Regions from separate parts of the Homo sapiens genome. Here region 2 is linked to region 1. A link is an interaction called in ENCODE POLR2A ChIA-PET data of the cell type or tissue named here. Cell type or tissue: Caco-2. All regions are shown on one strand. Links, peaks and the distances in the headings refer to the core of each region. The heading gives the core; the rest is flanking DNA.

Region 1 (8,688 bases), core at 1,901-6,900:
AGGATCACTTGAGCCTGGGAGGTTGAGGCTGCAATGAGCTGTGATCACGCCAATGCACTGCAGCCTGGGCAACAGAGTGAGACCCTGTCTCAAAAAAAAAAAGCTCATGAGCTAATGAAATAGTCTTTCTTTCCAAGTGAAATGAAAAACTGGATTTCACAAGTAGCGATCATTGTTTACCAAGAAAAGAAGAAACGATTTTGAAGAATATTGTGAAATGCTGAAAGGCCAGAAAAAAAAAAGTCCTCTTTTCTCATTGGCAGACAGAGGAGATGGGTAAGGTGGCATCTTTCTTCAAAGCCAGTTCAGCCTGGAGATGAATGTGAGAGCTTCAGGGAAAACCAGCTCCTGCTCGGGCCCCCAGAATGATGGGTGAGCTCTGACGGAGACTGAAGCCCACATGAGGCTCTTCTGGTGCCTGCAGTGGATAGACGTGCTGGCTCTCTAAAGAAAGAGCCAGGCAGATGGCTACCAGCTCCAATTACTTTCCAGTCATTTCTCAAGTGTGTAAACTCTCTGGGTGCTATTGTCCTCCGCCCCCCTTTCAGGAGGGTATTAATGCCAGATTAGTGATCTGAAGCAGGCCCTCATGCCTCTGTGGGGCTGCAGACGGGTGCCTCCTTGAACGTGGTGTTTCCAAAACAAGACACTGGCCTCCGAGAATGTGTTTTATCACCTCTCAAGCCTTGAATGGGAAAATTCAGTGGAGATTTGCTTTTCATTATTTTCTCCAAAATGTGTGTGTAACTCCTAGATATTTATTCCCTCAGGAGTACTCCCACACACATGAAATACCGTACAAGTTTATTTGTTGCAGCACTGATTGTAAGAGCACAGGAGCAGAAATTATTTAAATACTCATTCATAGGAGACCGGTGACAGAAATTAATTCATTAAAAGGAATACTATGCAGCAGTTACGGCAAAGAGTGAGGAGGTGCTGGCAGGTACGCAGTGACGCCAAAATCACTGTGAAATAACAACAGCCGGGCATGGAGGCTCGTGCCTGTAATCCCAGCATTTCGGGAGGCCGAGGTGAGAGGATAACATGACATGAGGCCAGGAGTTCGAGACCAGCCTGGCCAACATGGTGAAACCCCATCTCTACTAAAAATACAAAAATTAGCCGGGCATGGTGGCTCATGCCTGTATTCTCAGCTACTTGGGAGGCTGAGGCAGGAGGATCACTTGAACCCAGGAGGCAGAGGTTACAGTGAGCCGAGATCGTGCCACTGCATCTAGCCTGGCGACAGAGGAAGACTCTATCTCAAAAAAAGAAAGAAAAGAAAAGAAAAGAAAATGTACACAATACATACCACAGAGGTTGCTTCCAGATTCATAAAATAACTCGGGAAATATATATGAGAAACTTGAAATAATAAGTTTTCCACAGGGAAGGGACTTGAAAACAGGAGGGAAGACTCAAAACAGGAAGGGACTTGAAAACAGAAGGGAGACTCAAAATCCTTTGTACCTATGAATTTGGTATCATGGCATGTATTCATTAAAAAAACTTATATATATGGTTATCTATACACATACATATATATACATATATATATATATATATATATATATATATATATATATATGTATATATATATAAAAGTTTAAATAGCCAGGCACAGTGGCTCACGCCTGTAATCCCAGCACTTTGAGAGGCCAAGGCAAGCGGATCACAAAGTCAGGAAATCAAGACCATCCTGGCTAACACGGTGAAACCCTGTCTCTACTAAAAATACAAAACATTAGCTGGGTGTGGTGGCACATGCCTGTAGTCCCAGCTACTCGGGACGCTGAGGCAGGAGAATCACTTGAACCCGGGAGGCGGAGGTTGCAGTGAGCCAAGATCGCACCACTACTCTCCAGCCTGGGCAACAGAGTGAGTCTCAAAAAAAAAAAAAAGTTTAAATAATACCTCCCAAAATAAAATGTATGATTATTATTGTATGTATTATTAATTATTATAATATTAAAGCATTGAGGAAGAATGGGAAACATCGTAAACTCTTCTATCTTCTTTGTAGTTCCTTTGGTAGTTTTAGTCTGAAATAATTTGATTTTTACAGACCTACAGCGTTCCCACGGGCCATTCACCCAACTTCCCTAATTATTAACATCTTACGTAATCCTAAGTCATTTACTAAAACTAAGAAATTTACATTGATGAAATACTATTCACTCAGCTTCAGACTTTATTCCAATTTCACCAGCTTTTCAATTAATGTCCTCTTCCTATTCCAGAATCCCACCCAAGACACCACACTGCGCTGAGTCTTCACATCTCCTTGCCTCCTTAAGTCAGAGACAAACTACTGTTTTATCACTGGCGCCATTCTCAGCCAACAGGAAGACTCAGAGGGAAAGAAAATACTTTGATTTTTTCCCTTTTTTTTTTTTTTGAGTCAGAGTCTTGCTCTGTTATCCAGACTGGAGTTCAGTGGCGCGATCTCAGCTCACTGCAGCCTTCCCTTCCTGCGTTCAAACTATTCTCGTGCCTCAGCCTCCCTAGTAGCTAGGATTACAGGCACACACCACCACGCCTGGCTAATTTTTTTTATTTTTAGTAGAGATGGGGTTTCGTCATGTTGGCCAGGATGGTCTCGAACTCCTGACCTCAAGTAATCCACCCGACTCGGTCTCCCAAAGTGCTGGGATTACAGGCATGAGCCATCATCCCCAGCATCCTACTTTTTAAGTGTAATTAAATAATTTTTAAAAAAGAATAATTAGGCCAGTCGCGGTGGCTCACGCCTGTAATCCCAGCACTTTGGGAGGCTGAGGCAGGTGGATCACGAGGTCAGGAATTCAAGACCAGCCTGGCCAACATGGTGAAACCCCATCTCTACTAAAAAATACAAAACTTAGCTGGGCATGGTGGCAGGTGCCTGTAATCCCAGCTACTCGGGAGGCTGAGGCAGGAGAATCGCTTGAACCCAGGCAGCAGAGGTTGCAGTGAGCTGACATCGCACCACTGCACTCCAGCTTGGGCGATAGAGTGAGACTCCATCTCAAAAAAAAAAAAAAAAAAAGAATAATTAATGGTGCAAGCCAGACTTATGAAGAGCTTTATTACGTGTAGGGCCCACCGTAAATGGAAACTCTGGTGCCCCTGGTTCAAATTTGTGAAGGGTTTTAAGACATCAGTATTGAAGCATTAAACCAAGCATGGGGCCTTCTGAGATCAGGGCCCTGTGCAGCTGCCCAGGTTGCATATCCTGGAGCCGACCTTGGCCATGAAGGCCAAACAAAATGTCTTGGGGCCAGACTGGGATCTACCTGGGTGATCAGTTTTCCTGAATTTTGTTTCACACCATAAACTCCCTCAAGAGAAGGGGCTGTGTTTCCTGAAAACCTTCCACATACTCCTTGTCTAGCAGGAGCTCAGGATTAGATGAGAGGAAGATCTGTATGATAGACCTACCTATGATAGATCTAGATTTGCATAGGTGAGGAGAAGCAGACATGCGTAGAGAGCTTCGGTAGCAGCAATGGAGCGTTTAATACTTTATGGGAAAGGAAACAAGTAAACTCTTTTTTTTTTTTTTTTTTTGAGATGGAGTCTCACTCTGTCACCCAGGCTGGAGTACAGTGGCATGATCTCGGCTCACTGCAACCTCTGCCTCCTGGGTTCAAGTGATTCTCTGCCTCAGCCTCCTGAGTAGCTGGGATTGCAGGTGCACGCCACCACGCCCCCGCTAATTTTTGTATTTTTAGTAGAGACGGGGTTTCCCCATGTTGGCCAGGCTGGTCTCAAACTCCTGGCCTCAAGTGATCCTCCCGCCTCGGCCTCCCAAAGTGCTGGGATTATGAGCATGAGCCAGCACACCCGACCAACAAGAAGTAGACTCTTAATCTTGAAGATTACAAAAATAATAATAAAAGGAATTGTCAACATTATCAAGCACTTCTTATGTGCCAGACACTGTTCTGAGCATTTTATATATTCACTCATTTGTTTAACCTTCAAAACAACCCTAAGAGGCAGGGATGATCATGGTACCCATTTTACAGATGAAGAAACTGAGGCACAGTGAAGTTAAGTCACTTGTCCCAGGTCACACAGCTAGGCAACGGTGCAGTCGGGACGCTGTTTAGTTCGTCTGCCTCCAGAGCCAGCACCCTTAGAATGCACTGCTGCAGAATGAATGGCTGGGCTTCCAGGAAGAGGACCATGGCATCCTTAGGCTGGTGCTGGAAGTTGGCCAAGGAAGTTTTTGCCAGCACCAGGTGGGATCAGGGTAATGGGAGGAGGAAACCAATAGGAAATAGATTTTGAAGGAAGAACAGGCAGCCTGGGCAGCTGGGAGGTCTGCAGAGTGGGAAGCAAAGATGGCTTCAGGCGACCCCTAGAGAAACTGGCCTCTAAGCTGCTCTGCCTAAGGCAAGAAAGAAATTCAGAGGCCAGGCGATGTGGCTCAGGTGATCCACCCGCCTCGGACTTTGGGAGGCCGAGGCGGGTGGATCACCTCAAGTCAGAAGTTCAAGACCAGCCGGGCCAACATGGTGAAACCCCGTCTCTACTAAAATACAAAAATTAGCTGGGTGTGGAGACGCGTGCCCGTAATCCGTGCTACTCAGGAGGCTGAGGCAGGAGAATCGCTTGAACCGGGGAGGCGATGGTTGCAGATTGCGCCACTACACTCCAATCTGGGCGACAGAGACTGTCCCAGAAAAAAAAAAGAAAGAAAATAAGGAAATTCAGATCTCTGGAGATAGAGACCAGGGAAGAGAGTTAAGAGGGAAAAACGTGAAGGAGGGAAGTGGAGCCAGCGCCTCTGGGACACCTGTGGAAGAAGAGAAGGAGGGCGAGGAGAAGAGCACAGCGGACAAGAGGAGCTTGTGCGGAAGAAAGGCCGAGGGCGGGTGTGGGAGTTGAGGGGTCTGTGGTGCAATCCCCTCCCCCAGCTCCGCTGCTCAGCTTTCGTCATTCTCACCTGACCTGTCGCATTCCACAGTAGTTGGAGGTGCTGGGTCTTTAGTACAAGCCAGGTGACTGGGGACCACTCCGCACAAGGCAGAGGGGAGGGGCGTTTCAGGGGTCCCAGTGTCTCCCCGACCCCTGGGAGTTTTCTCCACCTCTGCCAGGCACACTTGGTACTATGGGAAGCACCAGGACCCACCTTGGGCTGGGGTTGAAAGGAAGAATTTGATGGTTCTGCGCAGGAGCCCTTGTCCACCCACAGCCCTGGTCCACCTGGTGCGGGGGATTCCTCTTTATCCCATTTGGGGAAGGTTATAGCAAGCAAGGGCAATGGTCCCCTGTCATGGTCATCATTGTCCCCTGCTGCCGATGGCAGGATCAGGTGCAGAGGGGTGCTCAGTGTTTGTTGAGTGCATGAATGAAGTCCAGCAAACACAACTAGACCCGAGGGACTCACTGGGGTTGACAGGCAGGCTCCCTGGGAGGGGAAGGGGCTGCAGGAAGGAGGGGACCTGGGTTTGGGGAAGAATTGGTGCAGAATCCTGCCCCAGGCATGGTGGTGGCTACTCCGGAGGCTGAGGCAGGAGAATTGCTTGAACCCCTGAGGCGGAGGTTGCAGCGAGCCGAGACTGCGCCATTGCACTCCAGCCTGAGCAACAAGAGCGAAACTCCATCTCAAAAATAAATAAATAAATAAAATAAAAATCAAAATCCTGGCCCAGGATCTGGTCCCTAAGCTAAAGTCCCATCGTGGGTGCCGGCTAGTGAGAGAAAGGGAGCATTCGCAGCCTGGCTCACCCCAGCCCCCAGAAAGGCAGAGTCTCTCAAGCACGTGCACATTTGGAGCTGGGTAATTCTTTGTGGGGATTGCTTTGTGCGTTGTCTATTGTGCAGCATCTCAGCACCTTCACCCGCTAGATGACCCATGGTGATCCTCCCCACATTGGGAAAACCAACATGTCTCCAGACACTGCCAAACCAGGCCTCCACGCCTGGCTAATTTTTGTATTTTAGTAGAGACGGGGTTTCAGCATGTTGACCAGCCTTGGAATCGGCCACTGCTTTACGGTAACCTGCCCTCTTCTTTCCTCACCTCCGCGTCACAGACGCCTGGTTTCCAGCAACTCTGGTGGATTTTGCAATCACCAATCTGAGGACATCAGAGGAAAACTGAGACACCACAGGACACCTGAGTTCTCCCGCAAAACCCCTTTCCAGAGTGAGTTCAGTGGAATTCAAGCTGATGGATGTTACATCCACGCTCAAGATACTTTGTCAGTTTGTTGTGGTTGTTAGTGATTCAGCTGCTTTGTTTTAAAAATGAAGACACCAGGGCTCACAGGAGTTAAGTGACCTGCCCAAGTTCACGCAGCTCGCTGCCAAGCAAGCAGACCATTCATTTCTTACCTGCACGAACTAGTGGGAATGCTGCCAAATGATACAATTTTGAGTTGGCGAAGGGCATTCATGTTGGCGCTTTTAACCTCAAAGTGCCTGAAGGGTTAAGTAAAGTACCCTGGGGCCCGCTTTCCATTTCCAGCCTGCTCCCGGGGCTTTCTGTTTTGCTAAATGCCTGAAGGAGGCAGCTTGGCCAGCTGCAGCCTGTTTGGACATAACACTCAGTTGAGGGTCATTGTGATGCTCCTGAAAACAGGGAGAGAGGGAGGGAGGGAAGGAAGGAAGGAAGGGAGGGAAGGAAGGAGGGAGGGAAGTAGGGAGGGAAGAAGGAAGGAAGGGAAGGAGGGAGGAAAACTTCAAGTTCTTCAAACGCATGTATCAGGAATGAAGCAGGCGGGCTGTGGAACCAGTGGACGCCATGAGGCAATGTTTTTACATAAAACAATGAGGAGCAAGTGAGTGAAACTGGTTTGTTTTAAAACATGGTTGTCGTGTGTCATGCACTGTCCTCTCCGAGCCTTACTCACCTCTGTTGGCACGTGTGAGCCAGAGCTCACCCTGAACCTTAGGGATCAGGGTCATGTGTCAGACCAAGCCCCGGGAAGGGCAAGGCCAGAATCAGCATTCACCACCTGGATTGTTCCAGAATCCCAAACAACTCGAGGATGTGGCTCGCCACACTGGCTGCAGACGCCCTCACACTGGTGTTTGTCAGCAGACTCTGGTAAAGGGCTGCTTATGAGTTCCTTCCCAGACCTAGAGACATGTTTCTGCACTAGGCTGTGTGTGTCCCCAGCAGTGGTTCAGGTTGAGTGGGTAGCAGACAAGCAGAGGTAAGGCAACCAGATGCTGCACAGTCATTAAATATGTTTTTGTTGAGCACCTACTGTATACCAGGCACTGTTTTAGTCACTGGAATACAGCTACAGCTAAGTTCCTGCCCTTCCTCCTTGATCTGACAGAGTAGTCCATGGAGACAGTTAATAAACAAATCAATATTTATAATTTGCTCTGTTGCCCAGGCTGGAATGTAGTGACACAATCAGAGGTCACTGCAGCCTCGACCTCCTGGGCTCAGGGCTCAGGTAGTCCTCCCACCTCAGCCTCCCAAGTAGCTGGGACCACAGGCACACACTGCTACACCAGGCTAATATTTTCTGTTATTTAGATGGGGTCTACCCCGTTGCAATCCGTTACCATAAGATGCTGGTAATTCTCATGAGAAAACTGAAGCTGAATCAAGGGCTAGAGAATAACAGAGGGGGGCCATTTTAGGTAAGGGAAACAGGGAAGCCCTCTTGGAAAAGGGTGGGTTGGGGTTTTCTGGATTTTTCTTTTCTTTTTTTTTTTGGAGACAGGATTTCATTCTGTCACCCAGGCTGGATTATAGTGGCATAATCATAGCTCACTGCAGCCTCGACCTCCTGAGCTCAAGCAATCCTCCTCTCACCTCAGTCCTCCCGAGTAGCTGGGACTATATGCATGCATCACCATGCCCGGCTCATTTTATGTATTTTATTTATTTTTGTTTTTTTGAGAAGAAGTCGCACTCTGTCATACAGGCTGGAGTGCAGTGGCACAATCTCGGCTCACTGCAGCCTCCACCTCCAGGGTTCGAGCAATTCTCCTGCCTCAGCCTGCTGAGTATCTGAGATTACAGGCGCATGCCACCACACCTGGCTAATTTTTGTATTTTTAGTAGAGATGGGGTTTCACCATGTTGGCCAGGCTGATCTCGAACTCCTGACCTTGGGTGATCCACCCACCTCGGCCTCCCAAAGTGCTGGGATTACAGGCGTGAGCCACCGTGCCTGGCCTGGCTAATTTTTTATTTTTTGTAGAAACAGGGTCTCGCTATGTTGGTCAGGTTGGTCTCGAACTCCTGGACTCAAGGAATCCTAAGGAGGGAGATTGGAGGCTGTTCTGGAACACATACCATCAATGTCTTAGGTAAGAATGGAGTCCAAGGCCGGGTGCAGTGGCTCGCGCCTGTAATCCCAGCACTTTGGGAGGCCGAGGCAGGCGGATCACAAGGTCAGGAGATCGAGACCATCCTGGCTAACACGGTGAAACCCCATCTCTGCTAAAAATATAAAAAGTTAGCCGGGCGTGGTGGCAGGCGCCTGTAGTCCCAGCTACTCAGGAGATTGAGGCAGGAGAATGGCATGAACCCGGGAGGCAGAGGTTGCAGTGAGCCGAGATCACGCCACTGCACTCCAGCCTGGGCGACAGGGCGAGACTCCATCTCAAAAAAAAAAAAAGAATGGAGTCCAAGACTGTCAAACACACTTTTGAAAAAGGAGGTGGCTCAAACAGATATTGGTACACCAGGACTCACCACAGCATTATTCACAATAGTGAAAATGT
Region 2 (8,688 bases), core at 2,117-7,116, 93 kb before region 1:
AATCCTCCTCCTTGGTTATATATTATAGAACTATGCTGTCAAGAGTTTAAGATGTTCTTCTCATTGCAGATACCTTAACAGTAACTGTGAATTGTCCTACCAGGCCTCAGGCATTTCATATGGATTAACTCAATTCTGCTCAACAGTTCTACTGGATTGGATAATCATTCCCATTTTACTGATGAGAAATCTGAGGCCTGAAAAGGCCTAGGTTGTGTAGCCAATTGTTAGAAGTGCCATTCACTGTGACACAAATTTCTGTTGACAGTGACCTGATATTAATTTCTCTTTTTGCCATCTTTAGTTTTCATCCTAGCTTCTTCTCTCCATCTCCATCTAAGTGTGTCTTTGCACATGTAAGCAGGTGTGCTCATGGACCCTGCAGTGGAAAGACTGTGGGCCTCCTTCCTGATCTTCACGTTCCAATAAGATTTTTTTTTTTTTTTTTGAGACAGAGTCTCTCTCTGTCACCCAGGCTGGAGTACAATGGTGTGATCTTGGCTCACTGCAACCTCTGCCTCCCGGGTTCAAGCAATTTTCCTGCCTCAGCCTCCTGTTAACCTGGGATTACAGGCACCTGCCACCACGCCCAGCTAATTTTTTGTGTTTTTAATAGAGACGGAGTTTCGCCATGTTGGCCAGGCTGGTCTCAAACTCCTGCCCTCAGGTGATCCAGGCTCCTCAGCCTCCCAAAGTGCTGGGATTATAGGCATGAGCCACCGTCCCAGCTCAATAAGATTTAGAAAGCCAGTAGGATGGTGGTTTCAGGGCCTTATGGAAATGAATTGGAATCGCAGCACCTCCTCTGATTTGCTGTGTGAAACTTGGCAGGTCATTAGCCTCTGAGTCTCAGATTCCCCATCTGTAAAATGAGGGGGATAAAAGTGCCTGTGGCATAGCCCTCTTGGGAAAATTGCAGGACATCAAGTATAAAAAGCCTTTAGTATGTTGCTTTGCTCTCATAAATGCCATCTATTACTATTACTGTTTTATTTTTATGAAAAAAAAGACTCCAAGAGAAAGTTTGATAACAGACTCATTAAGACTAAAAGAGTTTATACCATTTGACCCAAGAATTCTAGGGTTGGAAACCTGTGAATATACTCAAATATAGCAAATATAGCCAACATCAAGAGCTGTGACCAGGAAGACCACACTGGTAGTTAAAATATAGGACGGTTTCCATACTGGTTGGTCAAGAGCTGCCCTTCAATGCCTCTCCCTGGAATCATCTAGGGCTTCCTAGGATCCAGCAACTAACTAAAGGGTTAACACGCAGCTTTATAGTGGATCTCTCTACCCCTGCTTCTTGGACCACACCTAACTATTTGGAAGCTGCCTCCCACCCTCATCTCCTTCACAAGCACCAGGAACTTATTTGTGTGGCTTCATGCACTTTTTTTTTTTTTTTTTTTTTGAGACAGGGTCTCACTCTGTTTCCCAGACTGAAGTGCAGTGGCACGATCTGAGCTTACTGCAACCTTGATCTTCTAAGCTCCTTCCACCTCAGCCTCCCTAGTAGCTAAGACTATAGGCGCACCCCACCATGCCCAACTAATTTTTTTTTTGTATGTGTATTTTTGTAGAGACAGGGTTTCACCATGTTGCCCAGGCTGGTTTCAAACTCCTGGGCTCAAGCAATCCACTAACCTCAGCCTCCCAAAGTGCTGGGATTATGTATTCTTTTTATGGCATAAATCTGTTTGCAATCTAAATGCTTCATAATGGAAGACTAGTTAAATAAATTATGACACGTTCTTCCTGTTGAATATTACACAGCCTTATAAAAAAGAATGAGTTAGCACTAATATGTAGGCATTAAAGACAGATAGGATATATTATTTAGCAACAAAGGGCAAGTCACAAAAGCATATGTATTGTATAATCTCATTGTGCGAAGTAAATTGAACAGACATTTATGGGTGACTATATCTATATAAAACACATTGTACTTAGTTTTTGACTTATTTTTTATTATTTAGAGAGACTAAACATTAGCAGAACAAAGACTACATCTATACATATAGCTTGCTTGTGTGTAGAACATTTCTGTCTACATTTGATAGGTATTGTTATTTTAGATATTGTTACTTCTGGGGTGTGGAGCTGGAATGCAGGTGATGAATGTTCAGACAGTTTTTTTTTCTTTTTTCAACTTTTACTTTAGAATCAGGGAGTACGTGTGCAGGTTCAGACAACTTTTATGTCTCACTTTTTACTTCTGTCCTGTTGAAAATGTTTGGCCCTGAGTATGTGCTGCTAGTATTACTACGTTGCTGTTGTTGCTTTGTAGTGGACAGACTCTGAAAAGACTGTCGAATATTCTGGCCATTAAGAAGGAACAACTTGGCAAGAGTGGCCACCCAGAACCTGGGTGGATGGCCTGCAGCCTACCTCCCCAGTCCTGAGACACTGAGTGCTTGCAACGTGCATGGGAAATGCAGGGTTAATACCCCTTCCCAGGCAGCCTGCTGCCATTGCCTGCAATCCTGTAATTAGGCTAATTACACAGTAGTTTCACAAGTAGGGTGGAAATGTAATTGGCAGCAGGCACCTGAGCTCTCAAAGGTAGAACCTAGAAGGCAGCAGCCTCTGGAGGAGGTGGAGGAGGCAGATGAGGAGAGGAGCTAATTGTGGGGGCTTTATCTAAAAGGATTCTCTCTCCAGACTTCAGAGACTATTCCCAGCAAAGTGGCCCCACTGTGCATTCAAAGGACTGCAACCATGAATGAATCAGTGTAGAAAAGGGGTAAAAAACAAAGTGGGGGCTCTGCCGTCACTGAATTTTTATAAAAGGGGGTTTCTCCATTCATTGAGCAAAAAAGGAGCCTCTAGTCATTGAATAAGTATTACTGGGTTCTTTCAGTGTAAGAAGCTCTTCGGCAAGCCTTGGGGATCAAAGGGAGCACTTTCAAGGAGCTACAGGCCAGTAGATATTAGCCTGTTGAATTATGGACCTGGTCCTGGCTATTTTATAGTAATCTAACATTTACTGAGTACCCACTCTGTGCCAGGCACTGAACCTACTATGTGCCTGGTCCTAGCTATTTTATAATAACATCTAACATTTACTGAGCACCTACTATGTGCCAGGCTATTTATTTATTTATTTATTTATTTTTGAGATGGAGTCTCGCTCTGTCTCCCAGGCTGGAGTACAGTGGTGCAATCTCGGCTCACCGCACCCTCTGCCTCCCGGGTTCAAGCAATTCTTCTACTTCAGCCTCCCAAGTAGCTGGGATTACAGGCACGCGCCACTACACCCAGCTAATTTTTCTATTTTTAGTAGAGATGGTTTTTCGCCATGTTGGCCAGGCTGGCCTGGAACTCCCGACCTCAGGTGATCCGCCCACCTCGGCCTCCCAAAGTGCTGGGATTACAGACATGAGCCACCGCGCCCGGCCCAGACTTTTCTTACATTCATTCATTCAACCTACATCTCTTAATGCGACATACACTACCATTTCACTGGGTCTAGAACATACATTTTTTTTGTCTTTTAACTAGGTTTGCCAGAGTTAGCAAATAAAATACAGGACTCTGATTGCATTTGAAATTAAGATGAATGATGAATAACTTTTTAGTATAGATACACCTCCCAGTAGTACATTTTAAATAGAATATACTTATCCTAAAATATTACTCATTTTTTAAAATCTGAAATTCAAATTTAACTGGTCATCCTGTATTTTATCTGGCACCCCTACTTAAAATATTTCTAAAGCCTATAGGAGTCTTAGATCTGATGGGCTTTTATAATTCGTGACTTTTTTCTTAGTGGTTCACTAAAATAATGTATTTCAGTGGCTTCTTAGATTGGTTGAAATGCAGTATAGTAGCCTCATTTGACAGACGAGTAGACTGAGGCTTACTGAGGTTAATAAACTCTCCCAGGTCACAAAGCCAGTGGCACAGCCAGGATTTCAGCCCAGACAGGCCACTCTAAGACTGCATACAGGCCGGGCGCGGTGGCTCACGCCTGTAATCCCAGCACTTTGGGAGGCCGAGGTGGGCGGATCACGAGGTCAGGAGATCGAGACCATCCTGGTTAACACGGTGAAACCCCGTCTCTACTAAAAATGCAAAAAAAAAATTAGCCGGGCGCGGTGGTGGGAGCCTGTAGTCCCAGCTACTCAGGAGGCTGAGGCAGGAGAATGGCGCGAACCCGGAAGGCGGAGCTTGCAGTGAGTTGAGATCGCGCCACTGCACTCCGGCCTGGGCGACAGAGCGAGACTCTGTCTCAAAAAAAAAAAAAAAAAAAAGACTGCATACATATTACTATCCTTCTAATTAAGAATTCGTATTGTGCCAGGCACAATTCTAGAACTAGAGATATAGCAGGGAAGAAAATAGAAAAAAAAAAAAAAATATATATATATATATATATATATATATATATATATATATATATATATATATATATATATTGCCCTCATGGAGTTTAACCTGACAGTGTTGAAGGCAGAAAATGAATAATTACATTACATAGTATGTTAGAAGGTGATTAAAAAAAAAACTATGGAGAAAAATAAAGGAAACAAGGGAGGGAAACAGAAGGCGATGGGAGCTGTGATCCTAAGTGGGCAGGGGAGTCAGGTATAGTACTCAGTGAAAAGGTGACATTTGAACAAAGACTGGAAGGAGGTAAGAGGAAGCCATGCAAAGGTCTTAGGCGACAGCATCCCCCGCAGAGGGTCAGTGACAAAGCCCAGAGGCCAGGGCACATGTGGGATGTCTGAGGAAGTCAGGGAGACAGGTGTTGAATGAAGGAGAGGGAGAGATGAGGTCAGATGGGCTATGGGGAGTGAAGGGGGATCCTGTAGCGCCATTTTACAGACTTTGGCTTTTAACCTGAGGATAACAGGAAACTTGCCAACTCTGTGGTCTTGGGCAGGTGAATTGATCTGAGCTTTACCGATTTTTCCTCTTCTGTAAAATGGAGCTGATAATATGACCTACCTTGTGGAGCAGTTTTATGAATTAACCAAAAATTATAATGACCAGTATGAGAGGATGACAGATGCCTTGCTGCTGGGTTTATTCTTTTTATTTTTATTTTTACTGGCTTTTTGTTTGTTTTTTTCTGAGACAGGGTCTCACTCTGTCACGCAGCCTGGAATGCAGTGACATAGTCACAGCTTACAGAAGCCTCAACCTTCTGAGCTCAAGTGACCCTCCTGCCACAGCCTCTTGAGTAGCTGGGATTGCAGGCATGCACCACCATGTCCAGCTGATTTTTTTTTATTTATCTTATTTTTTTATTTTTTTGTAGAGACAAAGTTTCACCATGTTACCTGGGCTGGTCTCGAACTCCTGGGCTCAAGCTATCTGCCTACCTCGGCCTCCTAAAGTGCTGGGATTACAGGTGTGAGCCACCATGCCTGTCCTATTTTAATTTAATTTAATTTAATGTTATTTATTTATTTATTTATTTTCGAGACAGGGTTTTACTCTTTCACCCAGGCTGGAGTGCAGTGGTGCAATCTCGGCTCACTGCAACCTTCACCTTCTGGGCTCAAGCCATCCTCCCACTTCAGCCTTCCAAGTAGCTGGGACTACAGGCATGCACACCTGGCTAATTTTTTTTTAATTTTTGTAGATACAGGATTTCACTATGTTGCCCAGACTTGTCTCGAACTCCTGAGCTCAGGCAATCTGCCTGCCTCAGCCTCCCAAAGTGCTGGGATTACAAGTGTGAGCCACTGCGCCCAGCCCTGGGTTTATTATTGTTATACAAATATCAAACTTTTTTTGCACTTTGGCAAGTACCTGGCTTTGTTCATGGGCCCGAAGGAAAGCATATATAAATATACAAATTACACTATATGTATGGCTCATGCAGAGTGGAAAGAATTTTAATATCCTGATGATTCATTGCCTCATCTATTCACTCAACAAACATTTCCTAAGTGCCTCTTCATGCCAGGTTCCGTGCCCCAGGCACTGGGAATTTGAGAAAGAAAGGACAGAGCCTCAGACTCCGGAGAGTTTTGCCTAGAGCATGGGCTGTCACTGGTGGCCCGTGGAGTGGATTTATTCTGTGAATGTGTGTGATTTATCAACTCTGAATGGAGTCATTTTAAAATCTGGAACAACTGCCTTTAAAGATAGACATATGTCAAAAAAAGAAAGTTCAGATTTCCAGTTCTCTTGAAAAATCAGGAGCTCTGGCTACCCTGAGCCCACATTCCTCATAGAAACCAGGCCAGGCCTGAGCAGCAGCTGCACCCTTGGACCCAGCACAGGCTTCCCAGTTCACTCTGGTGCCTTGGTTCCCGGTTCTTCACCCCCAACCCACTTGGTTCATTTCTTAGCCTTCTGTGGAAATTGAGCATTCTACGTATTTGTGTTTTGACCTCCAGGAAAAGTATCACAGCAGATGTAAGGGGCAGGGACAAAGAAGGCCATGATGACTCTGCTGGAGATCCCCAGGATGGCATCACAGAGGGAGGGATGCCAGAACTGAGATTTGGATACACAGCTCAGGAGGCAGGTCAAGGTATTCCAGGCAGAGGCACCACTTGTGCAAAAGCAGAGGGGCAAGCAAGTCTTAACCCCTATCAGTATCATTCACTGCTCCTCATGGATGCCATAGTCAGGTGAGGTCGTTTTCCAAGGCAATATTTTCCACGAGTGCCAGGGTTAAGCGGCTGTCAGTTTGCAAATAAAAACACAAATGGGAAAACTGTATACATTACAATTTTACCATGAAACACACTCAGATTGCATGAGTTTTGCAAAAGAGATGGATCAGAGGAAAGGGACAGGGAGGGAGAACAATGTAATTCATGCAATTTAGGGTTAGGATTATTTCATCACTGAGTGTGTATCCTGGGGTGAGCTGGAGGTCAGAGGCATGAATCCCTGGTTTCCTCAGTGGGGTCCTGTCTCCTTTTTACCTCTCATGGTGACAACGTCTCATTCCACTATGTGTAATTGTAGGGTTTAACGGTACAGAAATTTTGAATGATAGGAACCCAAAACACAACCCACCTTCTACATTTGATGCTGAACAGAAGAAATAGTGAAATGCAACAAAATTCGGGATAAACTGGTGATGTTAGACATTATGATCTCATATGTGTTGTTGTTTACTATAAGAGTACTTCAGAGTAAATAACATGACCAGGAGCAGTGGCTCATGCCTATAATTCCAGCACTTTGGGAGGCTGAGGCAGGCAAATCACTTGAGCCCAGAAGTTCAAGACCAGCCTGGGAAACATAGGGAGACTTTGTCTCTCCAAAAACAACTTTAAAAATTAGCCTGATAAGGCCAGGCATGGTGGCTCACGACTGTAATCCCAGCACTTTGGGAGTCCGAGGTGGGCAGATCACAAGGTCAGGAGTTCGAGACCAGCCTGACCAACATGGTGAAACCCCGTCTCAACTAAAAATACAAAAATTAGCCAGGTGTGGTGGCACACACCTGTAATCCCATCTACTCAGGAGGCTGAGGCAAGAGAATCACTTGAACCCAGGAGGCAGAGGTTGCAGTGAGCCGAGATTATGCCACTACACTCCAGCCTGGGCAACAAAGCGAGACTCCGCCTCAAAAAAATAAATAAATAAAAATTAGCCTGGCATAGGTGGCATGCACCTGTAGTCCCGGTTCTTGGGAGGCTCAGGTGGAGGATCACTTGAGCCCTGGAGTTCAAGACTGCCGTGAGCCATGATCCCACCACTCCACTTCAGCCTGGGTGACAGGGTGAGACTCTGTCTCAAAAAAAAAAAAAAAAAAAAAGTCTCCAGAGTAAATAATGTGAAGCAGGAGGAAATGTGTATTAATGAACTTGAATTTGCAACCCAGAGTGAATTAGTCAGTATTTAAAGTATGGTAATCAGGAACCCACCAGGCAGTGACAGTTGCTTAAGTCTTTCAGATATTATAGGACCCTGCACCAGAGGGTTTGCTGGAAAGGATACTAGAAATAATGTTCACTGCTGAAATGAGTGGTGTTCAAGATACAATTGGATAGAATGTATGGGAGATTGGGTGTGGTGGCTCACACCTGTAATACCAGTAATTTGGGAAGCCAATGCAGGAGGATTGTTTGAGGCCAGGAGTTTGAGACCAGCCCTGGCAATACAGTGAGATCACATCTCTACAAAAGTTTAAAAATTAACTGGACATGGTGACATGCGCCTGTAGTTCCAACTACCCAGGAGACTGACATGAGAGAATTGCTTGATTCCAGGAGTTCAAGGCTGCAGTGAGCTAAGATTGAGCCACTGCACTCCAGCCTGGGCAACAGAGTAAGACCCCGCCTCAGAAAAAAAAAAAAAAAAAGGAAGGAAGGAAGGAATGAAGGGAGGGAGGGAGGGAGGGAGGGTTCCATTATCCTTGCACGGTATAAGAATACAGCAGTCTCTTGAGAGGTCGAGACGGGTGGATCACGAGATCAGGAGATCAAGACCATCCTGGCTAACACGGTGAAACCCCGTCTCTACTAAAAAACAAAAAATTAGCCGGGCTTGGTGGCGGGTGCCTGTAGTCCCAGCTACTCAGGAGGCTGAGGCAGGAGAATGGTGTGAACCTGGGAGGTGGAGCTTGCAGTGAGCCGAGATCGCGCCACCGCACTCCAGCCTGGGGGACAGCGAGGCTCCGTCTCAAAAAAAAGAATACAGCAGTATCCACCTGTTAAGATCTCTAGAGCCATGCTAGAGATATTTATTTTCAATATAATTTAT

The links. Peaks named below come from ENCODE experiments on the same cell type or tissue, not always from the same donor. Only the 100,000 strongest peaks of a DNase experiment are listed, where the experiment ranks them.
Region 2: POLR2A ChIA-PET joins it to region 1 with 12 read pairs; 4 of 35 experiments call an interaction of 5 or more read pairs at or near these places.

The regions. Positions count from the first base shown.
Region 1 is chr20:53,710,106-53,718,793 of GRCh38, reverse strand. No RefSeq gene overlaps it. Among named protein-coding and RNA genes, the nearest start is that of ZNF217, 120 kb to the right of the region's middle. RefSeq lists a silencer at 3,058-3,258 and enhancers at 4,777-5,678, 5,679-6,579, 6,580-7,481. In Caco-2, for the core only: no CTCF peak of the experiment used is centred there; DNase peaks (open chromatin) are centred at 4,899 and 5,266.
Region 2 is chr20:53,803,220-53,811,907 of GRCh38, reverse strand. No RefSeq gene overlaps it. Among named protein-coding and RNA genes, the nearest start is that of BCAS1-AS1, 110 kb to the left of the region's middle. In Caco-2, for the core only: no CTCF peak of the experiment used is centred there; a DNase peak (open chromatin) is centred at 4,687.